Linked DNA regions of Homo sapiens: region 2 is linked to region 1. A link is a loop called in an ENCODE intact Hi-C map of the cell type or tissue named here. Cell type or tissue: PC-9. All regions are shown on one strand. Each heading gives the region's core, and the rest is flanking DNA. Links, peaks and the distances in the headings are about the cores only.

The links. Hi-C counts contacts between places; a loop is a spot of excess contacts. Peaks named below come from ENCODE experiments on the same cell type or tissue, not always from the same donor. Only the 100,000 strongest peaks of a DNase experiment are listed, where the experiment ranks them.
Region 2: a loop joins it to region 1, with 9 times the contacts of the local background. A loop is called at or near these places in 4 of 110 quality-filtered maps.

Annotation. Positions count from the first base shown.
Region 1 is chr10:21,512,854-21,522,530 of GRCh38, forward strand. SKIDA1 (SKI/DACH domain containing 1) reads right to left here. Exons shown (of 4, transcript NM_207371.4): 3 at 8,536-8,627; 4 at 622-6,805. The coding sequence starts at 4,969. The coding sequence ends at 2,243. Among named protein-coding and RNA genes, the nearest start is that of SKIDA1, 8.0 kb to the right of the region's middle. RefSeq lists a silencer at 4,445-4,604. In PC-9, for the core only: no CTCF peak of the experiment used is centred there; a DNase peak (open chromatin) is centred at 5,568; H3K4me3 peaks cover 2,469 bases.
Region 2 is chr10:23,428,651-23,437,596 of GRCh38, forward strand. No RefSeq gene overlaps it. Among named protein-coding and RNA genes, the nearest start is that of OTUD1, 6.0 kb to the right of the region's middle. RefSeq lists an enhancer at 3,507-4,569. In PC-9, for the core only: no CTCF peak of the experiment used is centred there; DNase peaks (open chromatin) are centred at 3,741 and 4,251; H3K4me3 peaks cover 1,094 bases; H3K27ac peaks cover 2,308 bases.

The DNA of each region.
Region 1 (9,677 bases), core at 4,230-6,729:
TATTCTCAGCCTCGGTCCTTTACAATAAGAGGAAAACCACAGAGCATATTCAGCAATTAGGGGCTGAGGCCATCCAGATCTAACTGAAACATTTATAGACAAAAGGAAAATTTCAAAGGGAATAGGAACTAAAAGGTTAAGGAAAAACAAAAACAATAGACTGAATTTCCATGAGAAATAGTGACTTAAATTCACACAGTAAACATTTCATTGGTGTTTTGTTTTGTTTTGTGATTTATGATCTATAGATGCAACTTCTTAGATTCAAGATAGCAAGGATCTGAGATACATAATTTGTCAGACTAAAGGAGGTGGGCCAGAAATTATTAGATTCAACTTTCATTAAAAAAATCACTGATCTCTGCTTCACTTTCTTAAGCCTGAAACTTTTCCTACTTGATGTGTAACAAGTTTGTAAAGTTTTGTTCTTGCTTGGAAAGAAATCCACCAGTGTTCTGCACAGAACCTGACTGGCCTCGTCACATAGTATTACAACAAAACACTACACCCAATAAATGCATTTCTTTCAGGCAAAAACATTACAAGTGAAAATGTCAACAAAACCATTCAATCCTGTTAACCGTTCTTCAATCTGGAATAAGTAGAAATGTATGGAACCAGGAATTTTAAACAGTGTTTTTAATTGAAAATAAAGCTAAAGCATGCTTTTCAACAGTGCAAATTTCCATAATTTTGATTTACTGCTTCCATCATCACAACACAGTACACCAGCATGGCCCTTACCCAGGGCTAGACCCTAGCATTTGCATGTTGAACTACTTTGATTTTAAGTGCAAATATAGATAGTCACCTCTGATTGTCACTTGCAGTAGAAACTCTCCTGCTCTATACACAGGATGGTCTGAAAACACAAGTTTTAGAGAGATGCAGAAAAAGTATAAGGTCATAAAATCCAAGTGCCTGAGTTCTGGTACCAAAAAGCCCTGAAAAAACTGTTATTTTTCATTTGGGGTATTGCAACTCTGACCCCTCATTTTCTTTTTCTTGGTTGTATTTACTGATTTGTCACTATCAAGAGTTCGGCCATGAAATATTCTGCTATTACGAGAAATATTTCAGCCCGGGCATGGTGGATCACACCTTTAATCCCAGCACTTTGGGAGGCCGAGACAGGCGGATCACCTGAGGTCAGGAGTTCGGGACCAGCCTGGTCAACATGGTGAAACCCCGTCTCTACTAAAAATACAAAAATTAGCCGGACATGGTGGCACGCGCCCGTAATCCCAGCTACTCAGGAGGCTGAGGCAGCAGAATCGTTTGAACCCAGGAGGTGGAGGTTGCAGTGAGCCAAGATTGTGCCACTGCACTCCAGCCTGGGCGACACAGCGAGACTCTCTCCAAAAAAAAAAAAAAAAAAAAAAAGAAATATTTCAATTGTTTTGGGAGTTTGAAGAGTCATGTTCAGACCACAAGATAAGCAGGACAATAGTAAGAGTCACCTTATTTAAAACCTTTGGGTGAGAACACAAAACAGACTTTTCCTGTTGCAAAGGAGTGGCTTTAAAAGTAAAATCACACCCTTTACAAAAAAAATACAATTCCGTATTTATTTTACTCAGTATGTATGAGGCAGCTTTTACTAGCATTTAATCAGGACTCACACCCCAATCTTTCCACTAAAAAAAAAAAAAAAAAGTTAAGTGCAACTACTCTTGGAGAGGGAATAAGGGGAGTCAAAAGAAAAAGATACCCCACAAACAAGAGCTCCAGAAAATAACATTTTGGGCTCACAGAAACTTCTTGCTACCTCACCTCACCTCACTGTGTAACCATGTAACCTAACAAACTTTCACTGAATTAACAGTTACACTTTCAGCTCTGAAATCTAGTGCATAAACTTAATGGCTCATTGTAATATTTATTATTCAACCTTTTGACATTTATTTGTAGCAGTTGAATTGAGGTACCGGGTGCATTATTAGCATCGAAACAGTAAAGTGTTCCAGCTCTACCGTAATAACTGAGTTTTACTTGAGTCTTTAGCCTGAAGTAGTCTGTGGAATGTAAACCAACCCTTCTCCCACCCCGCCCCCACCCTACTCCAGAAAAAAAAAAAAAAACCCGCAACGGAAAAAAAGTAATCCGATTTCTGTCTTCAAAATGCGATAAACCAGGACTCCAAAGGGGGTGTAACACATTAATGGACTTGTACAAACCATCCTGTGCAGTTTACAACAAAAGGAAGGTAATATGGTTCAAGAAAATATCTTCCAAAACATTTTTATGAATTAAATTTCCTGAATTTGTGACTAGGTGGAAGAGGTATTGCAGAACCGCCCAGCTGCCATTTCCATATAGGATGGGCCTTGTGAGGAGTTTGAGAATCCTTAGTGGTGTTTAAGGAATACGCCGGCCACAAATCCCCATCTCTCCCAATAATGAGTGATGGTGGACAAGGAAAATTTGCCATGAAATGAAATGGCCTTTTCACTGCTGATGCTACATTGCTGGCTACCTTTTTGCGTCTGTTTATAACTGTAAAATCATCCAGTGTTCCTTCATTTGTCTCAGTTTTACCTGTAGGACGAGGGCTTCTAGCTGATTTCAAATTTGGTTTGACTGGAGGTGTCTGAAGGACAGGTCGCTTTCCCAGTACTAGTGTCCGGTAATTTTTTCTCACCCTGGCACCAAATTTATATTCCCCATCCTCAGGTTTTGGAGAACCTAAAGTGCATGAAAGGCCCTGACTTTGAGCCAGTGGATTTAAGGAAGGAGTTTCTTTTTCAGGGCATGCAAAACCTTCCTTGGCTGTGGTTAACAAGGCGTCCTCCTCTTTACTCTCAGTCACACTGTAAAACTCACCCTTTGTATCATTGCACTCGCACTTTAGCTTATTTGTAAAAAGGTGAGGTTCATATTCTTCATTAGCACTACTGTCTTCTACTTTGATTTTAATATTGTGCAGAAATGGCAATGTCTTGTCGCCTGTGTCAGTGCAGGGATTCTCGGCTTTAGTTGCTGCTGCTCCTGCAGCGTTCACTTCAGGATCAGTCTGCGAAGAGGGCAAATCCGTAGCAAATTCAGGACAATGAAGGATTTTGGAATATTTTTCTGAATTTGCTTCTGCTCCTGAAGAATCATTATTTAAGAACCTAGCAGCTATTGTGTTGTTATCTGCACAGTGTGTAGTAGGAGTTGTTTGTAGGCATTTCCTAGCCTCTCGGAGTATTCTTTGTTGTGGAAATGCATTGTTTGTCTTTGGGCTAGGTGAAGAGGCCCCCTCTGCCAGGCAGTTAATTGTCAGGTCAGTTCTCTTTACAGCATTGGAAATTTCAGAGTGTGGGAATGTAATCTCAGATACCCTATCGTTCCTTATCTCAGCGAAACAACTCCCCAGGCTGGCCGGGCAGTACACCGGAGATGCTTTGGGGGCCCAGCTCTGCAGATTCCACTCCGCCGGCGACTCCGCTTTGACACTACTCTTGAGGTCGGGAAGTCTGCCGGCATCCTCGAAAGCAGCGGGTTTGGTTGCAGCGGCGGCGGAGGCCAGATGGTACAAGAAGTTGGCCTGCGCCTGCACGCTGGGAGGCTTGCAGAAGCTGGTGCGCCTGAATCGGATGCTCTGCACTGACACTTGGCTGGAGCCGGAGCTGGAGTCCGACTCGGTGGACGAGTCCTCCTCCTCCGAGCTGACTTCACTGGAATCCGAGGCCCCGCTGCCCCCCTCCTCCTCCTCTTCCTCCTCCTCCTCCTCTCCCTCCTCCTCCTCTTCCTCTGAGGACACAGAATTGCTGGAGCTGGACAAACTGGAGCCAAAATCCGAGTCGTTGGCCGCGTGGTCCGAGTAGGAGCTGGACTCGGAGTCGCTGCTGCAGCTCTCGGGAAAGCTGCCCAGATGGGGCTGCGGCCGGTGGTGGTGAGGGGGGTGGTGACTCTGCTGCGGCGGCTGGGCCCGGTGGTGGTGGTGGTGGTGGTGATGGTGGTGGTGGTGGTGGTGGTGCGGAGGCGGGCAGAAGCCGTTGACCAGATGAAACCTCTCCAGGCAAGTGGCCCCCGCGGCGGCCGCCGCCGCCGCTGCCGCCGCCGCCGCCGCCGCCGCCGCCTTGGCTTTGTAGGACCTGGGCAACAGCAGCAGGCGCCGCGCGCCGGCGTGAGGCGCGAGCAGGCAGTCCTTGGCGCCGCCGCGCTTGCGCTTGCAGCGGTAGCTCAGGCTCCCCGGGCCTCCGGCGCCCGCCGCTGCCTTGGGCTGGGGCCCGGCCGCCGATACCTGGTAATAGGCGGCGGCGGCGGCGGCGGCGGCGGCGGCAGCAGCGGCGGCGGCGGCGGCGGCGGCGGCTGCCGGGTGTTTGCTGCACAGCAGGCTCCGAAAATAAGCAGGGTCCGAGGGGAAGGCGACGTAGTTTCCCTGGAGCGGGGCAGTTTCATAGTTTAGAGGGGGTTTGCACGGCGAGCGCACGATCTCCGGGTAGTGCGAGCCGGGGTATTTGCTAAAAATCTGAGGTAGATGGGCGGCGGGGCGCGCGGCGGCGGCGCCCGGGCGCTGGGACTGCGCGCTGATTGGCAGGGGCCGCGCGGCTCCGCTCAGGCCCCGCCAAAGTTGGTGCTTGTCCTTCCAAAATCCCGGGCGGGGGCTGGCGGCAGCGGCGCGCTCTGGCGGCGGCGCCTTTGTGGCCAGGGCCCGGCCGACCCGCCTGCGCTTGGTCTTGAGGACGCGCTCGGTTTTGCAGGAGGTGTAGAGCGCTTCCACGTCTTCCCGGGAGATGAGCGTGCATTTGGCGGCGTGGAAGGCGATGCTGTTAATTGCCTTGAGTTTCCGCAACTCCTCCAGATCGCAGTGGTGCTTCTTCACTTTCAGATGATCCATGCGCTTGTGCACGGTCGTCCTCGGGATGTTTTTCAGCAGATCTGTGAAGACTTGGGAGAGGGCAAACATTTGCTTCCCTTTAATGATGAGGTAGCCGAGCCTCACGCCATCCACCTCTTCAAAACCTGACTTCAGGTCTCCCATCTCGGGCACTAAATGATCCCCACCATTTGCAGTAAATATATACGTGACGCATACATACACATGTATGTATGTTAATCCTCAGCCAGATGCTGCGTGTGTCTCAAGGCATCCTGCTAATAAAATAACAAAGACTGTTATTCCCGGCGAAGGAAGTGCCAAACTCTAGGCGAAATTATTGGGGGGGGGGAAACCCCATGAAATTACACTGACTTGATTCTTGCTTTTTTGTTGTTGTTGTTTTCGTTTTTTTAAAAAAGAGGGAAAAAACCATCCGGTTTCTGATCTGCCAGTGTGTTGGTCTGAGTCCCCGATGCAGATCAGTACCTGGGCCCCTCTATTCCTTCCTTCTCCATTGGAGCACTATGATAATGGAATGTGAAGGGAGAAAGAGAAAAGAAATGCAGCTGCTATTCCCGCCGCTGCTTTAGCTACAAATAAAATGACAGAGTGAAGTGAGCTCGTCCGGAGACACCTTCATCAATTAATTCCCCTAAAGCCAGCGCTGATTGGACACTCCTGACAGGTGATGCAATAAAAATTGATATTCCACCCCTTCCCCCCAAAATCTCCCACTAATTAGCATACCCTTATACTGCCACCTCCCCTCCCAAAGTAAATAATACAGTCGGTATATAAATCTTTCCATTAAACTATCGGAGCTCAGAAACAGCCTGACTCACAGACTTCATCAGAAGCAGTGTGTGTACGCTTAAGGGAGAAAAAAAAAAAAACCGCACCGTATATTCGCCTTTAAAGAAATACTGCCTATTTTTTTCGTTTATTTGCATTTTACCGATACAGCTATTATCATTTCAAAGAAAAGCATTTAAAAAACATTATCAAGCCGAAAGAGAGATACCCCACCCCCTTTTCCTTTTGGAAAATGGAGCTTAAGGGAAAATGTGCAGAATAGCCTGGTATTTCCCTTACAGGAGTGGGGAAGGAGACCGGCTGGGAGCTCCAAAGTTAAACCCGCCCCGTGAACCACCCCAGTGCGGACTTACGTTTGGAATTTCTCTCGATTTTCCTTTTTTTTTTTTTTTTTTCCTGAAATGCCTTTTTACAACCAGAAACAAAGTTATTTGACCAAGGAAGCAGTTCAAGGCTCCAGCTCCGAAACACTGTAACAATTCAACTGGATTTCGGTTCTCTGCTGGGGGGTGGGGTGGGGAGGAGGTAGTTTCACGTCAGACCCATAACAAAGCATAGATAAGCCAGAAATGTGTACACTTTTCCACAATTAACCGTACTGGATTGGAGGCGGGATCGTCCAAGAGTCCCCAGCAAAGCCTTTGCCAGGGTCCTGTTCACCACAGGTCAGAATTCCAGGGAGCAGATTGCTTCCTTCTGCAGCAAAGAAAAGAAACTGTCAAACGCCCAAGGTGCTTCCAGAGGTTTTACGTAATAACAATGAAAAGAAAGTGCTGATGTACGATGCAGACTGTTTCAGTGGTTTGTGATGCTTTTGGTTGGTAGTTTAGGTAAATCTTCCACAACTCCCAGTTTTTCCATCAAAGTCAAGCATCTGCTTTAACAAAATCACTTTGGATGAAAATCAATGTGGTTTAACCTCTTCTTAGTCAAATTAAGGCAAATTTTGGTGTCGTTTTCAAGGATATCCAAAATATTGCCAAATGAGAGCAAGGGTCCTCCCAGTCGCATTACCACGATCCCAAGGCGGCTCCTTGGCTGCTTTGCAAAATTCGGCAAAATCTTCTTAACTGTTCAGTGTTTGCAACTACAACATAAATGCAACCCAGGCATTTATGTGTTTCCTTGTTCCTCCAAAAATAGACACATCCGCGTGATTAAAAGAATAAACGGATATTTCTGAGCCTGCAAGAAAAAAATTATACAGTAATTTCTTTTTTCACATTCAAAAGTCCCAGCTTCCCCTGCTCTGGTCTGGATGGCACGAGCAGGTATGGCTCAAAAAAGAAAACAAAGATAAAAACTGAGGAATCAGACATACAAAAAGGTAGTTTGCCTGACAAGATGAAATCTCGGCCATAATTCCCCACCCCCACCCTCATCTCCTTTGTAATTTCCCAGGAATTTTGAAAAGAATTGGGAATTTCAAGAAGTGCATCCGGAAATTAAGGAAGTCTATTTAAGAGAGTCTGTAACTCAGGAGGTTGGGATTTGAAAAGTCAGCCCCTGAACTACTGTTGCACTCAGCACAGATGTAATCGCCGCTCTTCAACTTAATCAATGTATGTACAAACCGCGATGTCTAGTTCTTGCCTTTGAAATCTAAGGCTAGCATTTCCATCCAAGAAATCAGAGCTACAGCAAATTACATTTTTGTCCCTTGAATGAAAGAAGGATCATTGAATGGATCTCGTGATATTTCAGGCTTTAAACGTAACCGAGAGGCAGCAATGAACAATGCCTCGTCACAGCTAATACCATCCAGCGAGTTGGCTTTCTTTTGCATCTGGATCTATTACACCGTGTTTTTCTCTTTCACTTTCACAGGAGACAAAATGCACAAGGTTTAGGCAGAAAGCGAAGTTTCCAGGAAAAGCAGATGCTGGTGTTTGTTTTTAAAAGTAGAATGACCAGAGTCTTTCTATTGCCAGCAACAATAATGTCGTTTTAAAATTCCTTCTGATGCACTTATATAGTACTGCCAGCCCTCGCCCTCCCACCCCCACCCCCGCCATTCCCCTCCCCCAGCTTTAAGAATTAGACCAAAGAGTCAGCCAAGAAATAGTAAACTCAGAAAAAGCTTTTGAGAAGACAGTACAAAAGGTTGGCTAGAGCATCCTTTTTTTTTTTTCTCCAGGTAGTTTTAGTTGTTCTCCATTCCTGTTTATATTTCCTCTCTCTCTCTCTCTCTCCTAGTCCTCCTACACATAGCAACATGATTTAGTAGCTATTTCAAAACTACCTTCTTTTCCTCTCTCTTCCTCTCTTTCCACCTTTAAAATATTGGCAATATAGGTGGTTTTGAAAACTAGTAGCATATTAAGTTATTTTTTTTTAACTAAGGGCATAATCTGTTGGGTGAAATAGAGAAAAATAAAGGCTAGGGAATTTGAGAAATGTGTCTATATAGACTTTGTGCAAGTATCTCTATATGTACACTCAGACACCTTTACACTTATACATTTTTAATACTACTATTACACATCTTTCTTCGTGTCTAATACATTCTTTTGTTCCTTTAACTTCCCCATCCTTGTGTGTATGTGTGTGTTAGGCTCCAGCACTCTTGCTTGAATGAGTGCATGCACACACACACACACACACACACACACACAAACACAGAATGTGACAGACAGCTTTCTTGGGCCATCAGCACACGTTGCATATCCGGGGTCTTCTCCAGGCACATTGGGGGTCGATCCCGATAAAAAGATCTAGCAGAGGCCCCTGAGCGCTCACACATGAAAGGCAGGGGACTTTAAGATGGATTTGCATGCACACCGGGGATTTCGATCAATAGCTACCAACATTTATGGCTTAGATTATTAATGTGAAAGCTGGCCAAAAGAATGGGGATGAAAAATTAAAGGTGTCTGTTATCAATTATGCTTAAAGTTATGCAATAATTTACTTACTTTGCCTGATGTGCAGATCCAGATGTATAAAGTACTATTCTTCAAAAGCCAGGGGGTTTCTTTGATAAATTTGTTGACCATGTCAGCTGACTCTACAATCAAAGATGAACCCAATTCAGATAATGGACTGTATTCAAATTTTTTTAAGAAAAGATATATCAACTTCTATGTTTCTCAAATGCAAGTACATATGTAGATAGATATGTCCAAATTAACATTTATATATATATATCCTTCTCTGTGGGTCCAGGAAATTATTGTGAATTTAGGCACATGTATGATATGCATTGAGTTTAATTAAATGTGATTATTTACTCAGTGAGGAATGCCTAATCTACACACTATTGTAAAAAGTGCTTTAGCTTTGAAAACAAAGCTGCTTGCAAAAGGAAAATCCTCTTTAGCAAATAGAGATTGAAATATATTCCTAATGTCCACTTACTTCTGCATTTATTGTAAAAAATCAGCACTTTCAGTTTTTAAAGTGAAGGGCCATGAAAATATGAACATATTTGTCTTTACTTATCCCATATGAATGTGCTAGATTTACCTTTAGATGCTCTATTTTGATTTATTTTCACTGTATTTTATGTTTCAATACCATTGCAATTCAGTCTGACCTCTTTCCTCTGGAGCGAAGTAATGCACACGGCATTTACAGTCTTTTAAATGGTTAGCTGGGAAATGCAATAGCAATTTGCAGGAGTAGTTTACTAATGGGGAAAGTTCTTTTGAAAACCTGAAGGAAAACCTAAGAGTACTTTTGCATTTCTACACTACAACTGTCATATAATTAAAGTATTGAAGAGCATTAAAATAATCCTTTTCCTTCCAAGCTTTCACCCATACATACATAATTTAAATGAGGATCACAGCCACCCCCCCCCCCCCCCCCCCCCCCCCGCCACCAGCTCTTCACCATATACGTTTGTTTTAGTGATTGCTGGGCACATTTTGTTCAAAGTGAATTCAGACAGAAAAGAGTAAGGAACATCACAAAGGCCTCAACAATGTAAGTATGCTGGTTAAAAGAATAAAAGCCCCTTGTGCTATTAACTAAAAGTAACTATAATATTCACAAGATAAAAGTTTAAAATAATAATAAAGTCTCATATGGCTGAATTAGTTGAGGATATAAGACA
Region 2 (8,946 bases), core at 2,687-5,186, 1.9 Mb after region 1:
AGCATAAGTGTCATATAATTTTAAGGTTGAAAGAAATCATGGAGATCATTAAACCTTCTTTTGTAGAAGGAATAATTAAGAGCCAGGGAGATGTAATGATCTGTTCAAAGTCAAACAATTAGTTTTGAGGCTGGGAGTAGAATCTGAAGGTCCCGATTCTAGCTTACATTAGCAAATTATAAGACATTCACCAAATATCAGAGATCCTAGGTGTTCATGGGTATGATAGAGGAATGAATGCTATAAGAGGAAATAGAGAAAAATGAAAATAACTATTTTCCATCTCAGTTATTAATAGGTTGATCATATATTCTATATTTTCTAGGCACTCCCAATTTACACCTGATATCTGAAATAATTATTAATAAGAACCCTTTTTACTCTAAAAATGTACTGGTTCAGAACATAAATTACAGGTTACTTAAAGAAACACATTAAAAAATTGCATTGTTTTTCAATGATTCCATTTGCTCAGAAAATGTATTGAAGTGAGAGTTGGCCTGTACTGTAAATACAATAACCTATCAGAGTAAAACTGAAGCTGTAATGCATTGGTTTTCAAATTCCAAGTCACAGTCATTAGTGGGCCATGAAATGAACTTAAGTTATAATTGACATTTAAAATAAGGAATAAAATGGAATATAAAATAGAATGCAGTATAGGTAGTAACAATGCATGTTATTTTATGAAACATCTCAGTTATACAAACATACACATGTCTTTATGTAGGGATGCTACAAAATTTCTAAAATACTCAAGAATAACTCATTTATTTAAATGCTATTAAAGATGTTGAAGTGTATTTTTAACATAAAAGATATTTTGACATATCAAGTAAAAAATAGATGACAGAATAGTATCCCTTTTTTTTTAAAGTCAGTATGTATGTGTGTGTGTGTGTGTGTGTGTGTGTGTGTGTGTGTGTGTGTGTGTGTGTGTGTATCAGGGTGTCTTAACCTTGGTACTATTGACATTTTGGGACAAATAATTATTTTTTGTAAAGGGCTGTCCTATACAGGATAGGATCTTTAGCAGATCATCGATCTCTACCCACAACATGCCAGGAGCAGCTCTCCTTCCAGATGTTACAACCAAAAAATGCCTCCAGACCTTGCCAAACTGCTGTGGTTGGGAACCGCTGATACAGATATAATTGAAGAAGAAGTTGTCACATTTATAGGTGGTGTTTTTTTGTTTTTGTTTTTAAGAGATACCGTCTGGCTCTATCTGCCAGGCTGGAGTGCGGTGGTGTGATCCTAGCTCAGTGCAGCCTCCACCTTCTGGGCTCCAGCTATTCTTCAGCTTCAGCCTCCTGAGTAGCTGGGACTACAGGTGTGCCACACCATGCCTGGCTAATTTTTTAATTTTTTTGTAGAGACATGGTCTCGCTCTGTTGACCAGGCTGATCTCAAACTCCTGGTCTCAAGTGATCCTCTGCCTTTGCCTCCTGAAGTGCTGGAATTACAGATGTAAGCCACTGCGCCCAGTCCTGGGTGAGTTTTTTTGTTTGTTTTTGAGACAGAGTCTTGTTCTGTTGCCCAGGCTGGAGTGCAGTGGCAGGAACATGGCTCACTGAAGTCTTGACTTCCTGGGCTCAGGGGATCCTCCCACCTCAGCCTCCTGAGTAGCTGGAACAAGAGGCTCATGCCACCACATCCGGCTAATTTTTAAGGTTTTTTTTGTAGAGACAGGGACTTGCCACATTGCCCAGGCTGGCCTCAAACTCCTGGACTGAAGCAATCCTCCCATCTCTGCCTCCCAAAGTGCTGTCATTATAGGCATAAACCACCACACCAAGACCCTGGGAGGACTATTTTTAAAAAATTGTTTCTCTCTCTCTTCTGCTTATTTATAGCTTTCGACTTTTTTGTGATGACCATGTATTATTTTCATAATAATAAATCCCATAAAAACTATTTACATTTAAAACAATGTGTTGGCTTCATAGTAGTTACATTTATAATTTCAACCATCAAGAAGATTCTTAAGGAAAAAAATACGTTCCTGTGAAAGGGAAACAATTATTTTTTCTCTGCAATTTCTACTCAACACAGAACACTTCTGTGACCAGGTGTAGGGGTTTTTCTCTACACACCAAGCAGTTCTGTGGTGGACACCAACTAGGTGTCCTATAATTCAGTTTAATTCTGACACTATCTACCTGGAGTTAGAGTCAGATCCCAGAGGTTGAGGGCTCTGTCCCACAAGACTGACCTCACTTCAGACATCAATTGCAAGTAGTAGGTTGTTACCTATACCTCTGACCGACTGGTTGCAATCTGGGGGTCCCATGATCCCCTACTTTGGTTTGATTAATTTGCTAGGATGGTTCACAGGACTCAGAGAAATAATTGCATTTATTAGTGTATTATTATTAATGAAGAGTATTACAAAGAATAGAGATGAAAAGATACAGAGGCTGAAGTATGGAGGAGAGAGAATAGAGCTTTCATTGTCCAAGAGTTTTTATGAAGTTTAATCTCCAGTGTCCCCCACAACCCCTTTCCTGGAAGTTGGTGGGTGGGGCTGAAACTTTCGACCCTCTAATCCTCTAATCACTTGCTCTTTCTGTTGATCAGCCCCATCCTGGGGCTAATCAGGGGTCCCACCCTAAGTCACCTCATTAGCAGAAACTCTGCCTGTAATCCCAGCATTTTGAGAGACTGAGGTATGAGGATCGGTCAAGCTCTGGAGTTCAAAACCAGCCTGGGCAACATAGAGAGACCTCCTCTCCACTAAAAATAAAAAAAATTAGCCAGGCATGGTGGCACACACCTGTAGTCTCAGCTACTCTGGAGGCTGAAGTGGGAGGATCAGTTGACCCTAGGAGGTTGAGGCTACAGTGATACATGATTGCACCACTGCACTACAGCCTGAGTGACAGAGCAAGACCCTGTCTCGAAATAAATAAATAATAAATTAAATACAAAAACAAAAAAAGAATAAGGTGGAGCTACATATTGTGACATGAAACGTGTCCAGTATATACTAATTAAGTAAAGAAAAAAGTATAGTGCAGAGAAAATATGTACCATATAATCCTGTAATGCCAAATTTTTGCTCACATGTGTATGATATATATAATCTATATATGCGTATTAAAAAGTCTGAAAATATATACAATAAATGTAAACAGTAGTTACCACTGGAGTGGGAGATGAGGGAGATGGGATGGGATGTAAAGGAATTTTACTTCTATTTTTACACATGTGCATTGCTTTAATTTTTTAACACACTTTTTTAAATTAAATAAAAAGCAATATTAAAGTAACTTAATATCTATCCTCTTTTCTCTTCTTTTTCTTTCCTTTTCTTTTTGGCCACCCAGGCTGGAGTGCAGTGGCATGATCATAGTTCACTGCAGCCTCAACCTCCTGGGCTCAAGCAATCCTCCAGCCTCAGCCTCCTGAGTAGCTGGGACTACAGGCACTTATCACCATGTCCGGCTAATTTTTATACTGTTTGTATAGATGGGATTTTGCCATGTTGCCCAGGCTGGTCTTGAATTCCTGGTCTCAAGCAATCCTCCCCTCTCATCCTCCCCAAATGCTGGAATTACAGGCATGAGCCACTGTGCCTGGTCCTCTTTTCTCATTTCCTTAAGTCTTGGTAAAATAGTTTTATAATATCTGGGCATTTTTACAATTGAGCTCTTAGTCATGAAGGGTGTGTTTCTCAGTCTGGCCTTCTACCCATATAGAAGGAGGGTGGGGTGTGGCTGTTGCCTGCTCCCCACAGAAACACCCTTATGGTCTCTAGGAGGGGTAAGTCATATTGTTATCACGTTCACTTATTTACAGACATTTAGCTACTAGGTAAACATTACAAAGATTGTGGATTTTTAAAATGTTGCCACACAAACAGCCAACTGAGTTATGTTAGAATCATCCTTGGTAACAGATTTCTGCATTTACTGCAGTTATTCAACGTTTGGGTGTGTGCGGGTGTCTTGTTTTTCCTACTTTATGTTAAGCTATTTACAAACAAGGGACATATGATTATACTTCTATTTAAACCTGTGCAGGCCTAGTTACTGTTAGCAGACCTGTCCATAGTATCGGTTAAGGCAACTAGAAGCAGGCAACAGAGCACAGAACAAGATGGTTCTAGTCTACTGTTCTCCTTTTCTAATAGAAATTAACTGAATTCCGGCAACACTTGAGGTTTTGGGGCTCCTCTCTTTCACCATATGCTGGAATGAGTCAAGGCTGTGTATGGGAAATGATCACTCTATTTAAATTATGTCATTTAAACCTCCCTGTTGAGTAACAGACTTGACTTCTCTCAACAGTCAATCGGATCCACAAGATGAAGAATGCCATTGTGTGAGTACAGATTTGAACCCTGTTGCTAATCACTGGATGACCCTTTGGGCTATTTATCAAAAGGATCTGCGCCTTTTCTAAGCCTAAACTCGAGAGTCAATGATTATCCTTTTGTCACAGTCTTTTCTCCATACTTTGTCCTATTTTTTTCTCCTACAAAAACCAAACACATTAGCCCAGCATAGTTGTGCATGCCTGTAGTCCCAGCTACTTGGGAGGCTGAGTTGGGAGGATCACTGAAGCCCAGAAGGTGGAGGTTATAGTGAGCTGAGATCGTGCCACTGTACTCCAGCCTGGGCGTCAGAGCGAGACCCCATCTCTATTTAAAAATAAGAAGAAGAAGAAAGAAAGAAAGAAAGAAAATAAGAAATTATAGGCCGGGCATGGTGGCTCACACCTGTAATCCCAACACTTTGGGAGGCCGAGGCAAGCTGACCACCTGAGGTCAGGAGTTCGAGACCAGCCTGGTCAACACGGTGAAACCCTGTCTCTACTAAAAATACAAAAATTAGCTGGGCGTGGTGGTGGCACACGCCTGTAATCCCAGCTACTTGGGAGGCTCAGGCAGGAGAATTGCTTGAATTCAGGAGGCAGAGGTTGAAGTGAGCTGAGATTGTGCCATTGTGCTCCAGCCTGGGCGACAAGAGCGAAACTCTGTCTTGGGGAAAAAAAAATATACATATATATATTTTTTTCATATGTGTGTATATATATATAAAAAACCCAAACATCTACTGATTGTTTGATCTAGTTATCATATATTGATTTAAAGTTTCTGGAGTTAAGAGGTCTTTACATAATAGAATTTTCAGTGATTCTCTTCTTTAGTATAATGTTCAAGTTATGCAAGTAATACATAAATTCAATTTCGGAAGAGCCATAGATTTAAATAATTAAGGGTAGCTTTCACTTCTGCCTGGTAATTTCACTTCCAGCTGGTGACACGTCAGCCTTGGTAGATGAGCTGGAGAAAGAATATTTAGGTGTTTCCATGACATGATGCTCTTTATTTATTTATTTTTTCACTTTAAATTGTCAGTCCAACAGAACACAAAGAATGAATATATATCAACTCCACACATCACTTCCCAAGATGCTTGCCTTTATTGCTGAGGTACTATTTTTATTTGACAACATTCAGAAAATATTCTGCGCACTTTTCAGAATCTCAGAGAACCACACATAGAACCAACGAAACTAAAAATATGACATATCTGTGTACAATTCCCATATGCTTCATGGAATGCTCAACAAATGTTTACTTTACAAAATGTAAAAGTATTTTTTATATCATGAAGATTACACAAAAAGTTTATAAAAAAATTATAAATTCAAATAGCATTTCTACTAGTCTAGTGCCCTAAATATCCGTTTTATCTGGGCATGAATGATTTGGCTTCAGTAAGCTTCAGCTCACTTATATCATTTAAACAATTACATTTAAGCTATCATATAGAGTACTGTGAATTTGTCAGAAAAAATCTTTAAGATATATAAAATGTTGTCCATGATATATGCAATAATGTCACAAAATAAGTATTGTTGCTGCTGAGACATTTATGGTTAAAATATAATTATCTTTTTATCTCAAGCAATGAGCATAGTACCTGGCTCATGGTAAGGTTTTTAAAAACAGCTTTTATTTAGATATGATTTACATACCATAGAATTCATTCATCCTTCACATGTATAATTCAGTAGTTTTTAGTATATTCACAGAGTTGTGCAACTAGCAACTTTTTGTTTGTTTGTTTGTTTGTTTGTTTTGGAGACAAGGGGTTGCTCTGTCACCTGGGCTGGAAGGCAGTGGCAGGATCATAGCTGACTGCGATCTCAAAGTCTCAAAGTCCTGGGCTCAAGTGGTCCTCCAGCCTCAGCCTCTTGAATAGTTGGGACTACAAGTGCACACTACCACACTCAGCTGATTATTATTATTATTATTATTATTACTGGTAGAGATGGAGTCTTGAATGTTGCCCAGGCTGGTCTCAAACTCCTGGGCTCAAGTGATTCTCCTGCCTCAGCCTCCCAAAGTGCTGGGATTACAAGCATAAACCACCTTGCCCTGCCATAACCCATTTTCTTTTTTCTTTCTTTCTCTCTTTTTTTGTTGAGATAGGGTCTCCTCTGTCACCCAGGCTGGAGTGCAGTGGCACAATCACAGCTCACTGCAGCCTCAAACTCCCAGCATCAGTGGATCCTCCCAACTCAGCCTCCCAAGCATCTGGGATTACAGGTGTGTGCCACAATGCCTGGCTAACTTTTGTATTTTTTGTAGGGATGGGGTTTTGCCATGTTCCCCAGGCTGGTCTCAAACTACTGCACTCAAGTGATCTACCCACCCTGGCCTTCCAAAGTGCTGGGATTATAAGCATGAGCCCCTCGAACAGCCATAAGCTATTTTCAAACCATTTTGATCACTCCAAAAGAAACCCACGCCCTTTGGCAGTCACTCCACATTCCCTCCTCACCTCAGCCTATTCTCTATTCTAGACATTTCATATAACTGGAATTATACAGTATGTGACCTTTTGCATCTGGCTTTCTTCACTTAGCCTGTTTTGAAGATTCATCCATATTGTAGCATGTGTCTTCATTTTGTTCATGGCTGAATAATATTCCATTGTCTGAATGTATCACACTTGGTTTATCCATTCATCATTTGATGGATATGTGGGTAGTTTTTACTCTTTGGATATTATGAATACTACTACTATGAATATTGATATACAAGTTTTTGTATGGAGATATGTTCTTATTTTTCTTGGTTATATACCTAGAAGTGGAATTACTGGATCATATGGTTAACTCTATGTGTAACATTTTGAGGAACTGCTAAGCTGTTTAAAAAGTATCTGCGTCATTTTACAATCTCACAGGCAACGTATGAAGATTTTAACTTCACATTTTCTCCAACACTTGCTACTGTCTGTCTGTCTTTTCTTTTTTTTCCCTTGATACAGGGCCTCATTCTGTCACCCAGGCTAAAGTGCAATTGTGTGGTCATGGCTCTCTGCAACCTCAAACTCTTGAGCTCAAGCAATTATTCCCCCTCAGCCTTCCAGGAAGCTGGGACTACAGGCATGTGCCACCATGCCAGGCTAATTCTTTTATTTTTTATTTTTTGTAGAGACAGGGTCTTGCTATGTTGCCTCGGCTGCTCTTAAACTCCAGGGGTCAAGTGATCCTCCTGCCTCAGCTTCCCAAAGTACTGGGATTATATGCATGAGCCATGGCTCCTAGCCTAGGAATTGTTTTTTCTAGCTTAATTGGATGTATTTAATGTTTATCTAAAGACACAGGATTCAGCTTCTTTGCACAGTTTTTTTTAAAAAATCACATTTATAGTCTTCCCATGTTTTAATATACAGTATATAGCAAAAACGTTACAAGTTATTCTATGCTAAGTTTTGGGATCCTTCTGAGGAGCTTACAGTTGAGGAAGGGAAAACAGTCACGGAAACCATCAGAATAAAAACAACTCACTTCCTGAAAACTTATACTCTTCAATCGTTCTGATCATGTAGCAATTTTCATGCATATTAATTTTAATTACATAATTACATTATAGATAATTATTTGAACTCACGAGAAATCAGATTTGCCTCCCTAATCTCTTTGCTGTCACCTGCAAGGCCTTGTCTTCTCTTAGCTTCCAAGGGCCAAAAACAACATCCAGTTCCAAAGCTGCTATCATTTCTGCTTTGAAGGTTTCCTGAAGTACCACCTCCTCCAGGAAGCCTTTCCACATTGAGATACAGAGTGGACAAGGATTCCTACTGCCAATACACAGTCTTGCATAGTCCACTGCCCCCAGACAAACTAAAAAGATTTTTAAAAATGCATTCATATGTTAATGTTTCAAATCTTCACCTCTTTGTTTTTGTCTGCTGCTAACTTGGTACATCAGAGGTAGTGTGTCTTCTGTGGACCTAGTGTTTTGTTGTTGTTGTTGCTGTTTTCTGCATTTACCCCAACCTGTTAATATCTACTCTTGCTTTAGGGTTTAAATTCTAATATTTTCCTTATCTCCCTTCAGGCTCCAGTTATGCTAGTCCTGCCAGGCACGTGGTGGGTATGGTAAATATTATTTGGTGACGGCCTTGTTAACAGTCTTGTCTTCTGTTTCAGAACACCAGCTAATGAAAGAGTTAAGCGTGAAGTGCTTCATGCACAGAGCAACAGATGCTCAACAAATCAGTGATGAAATCCAAGGATGGTAATTTCCTTTTTCTAATTAGCCATGAGAGCTTCAAGCTCCCAATGGGGTAGTTACCAGAATTTGAAAAGTTAGACAGTCATTTACCTTCTTCTGAGTTAATTTACATAAGCGGCTGGAGTGACCTGAGCTGGGACCCTGCCAGTCATACTGCCCAAAGATAATTAAAAGCCCTGGCTAGGGTCAAGGGACCTGGATAGTAATCTTGGCTTCACCACTGTCTGACAAACCTTGGAAACTCGCTTTCCATCTACTCATTCACTTAGTAAATATTAATTAGGTCCAATTATGTGCCAAGCACGGTGTTAGGGGATGGAAATATAAGAGCAAGACCCAAGTCTCTCAATTCCTGGAATTCACATTCCACCGGAAAGGTGGGGACCGGAGTACAGCCTACATCA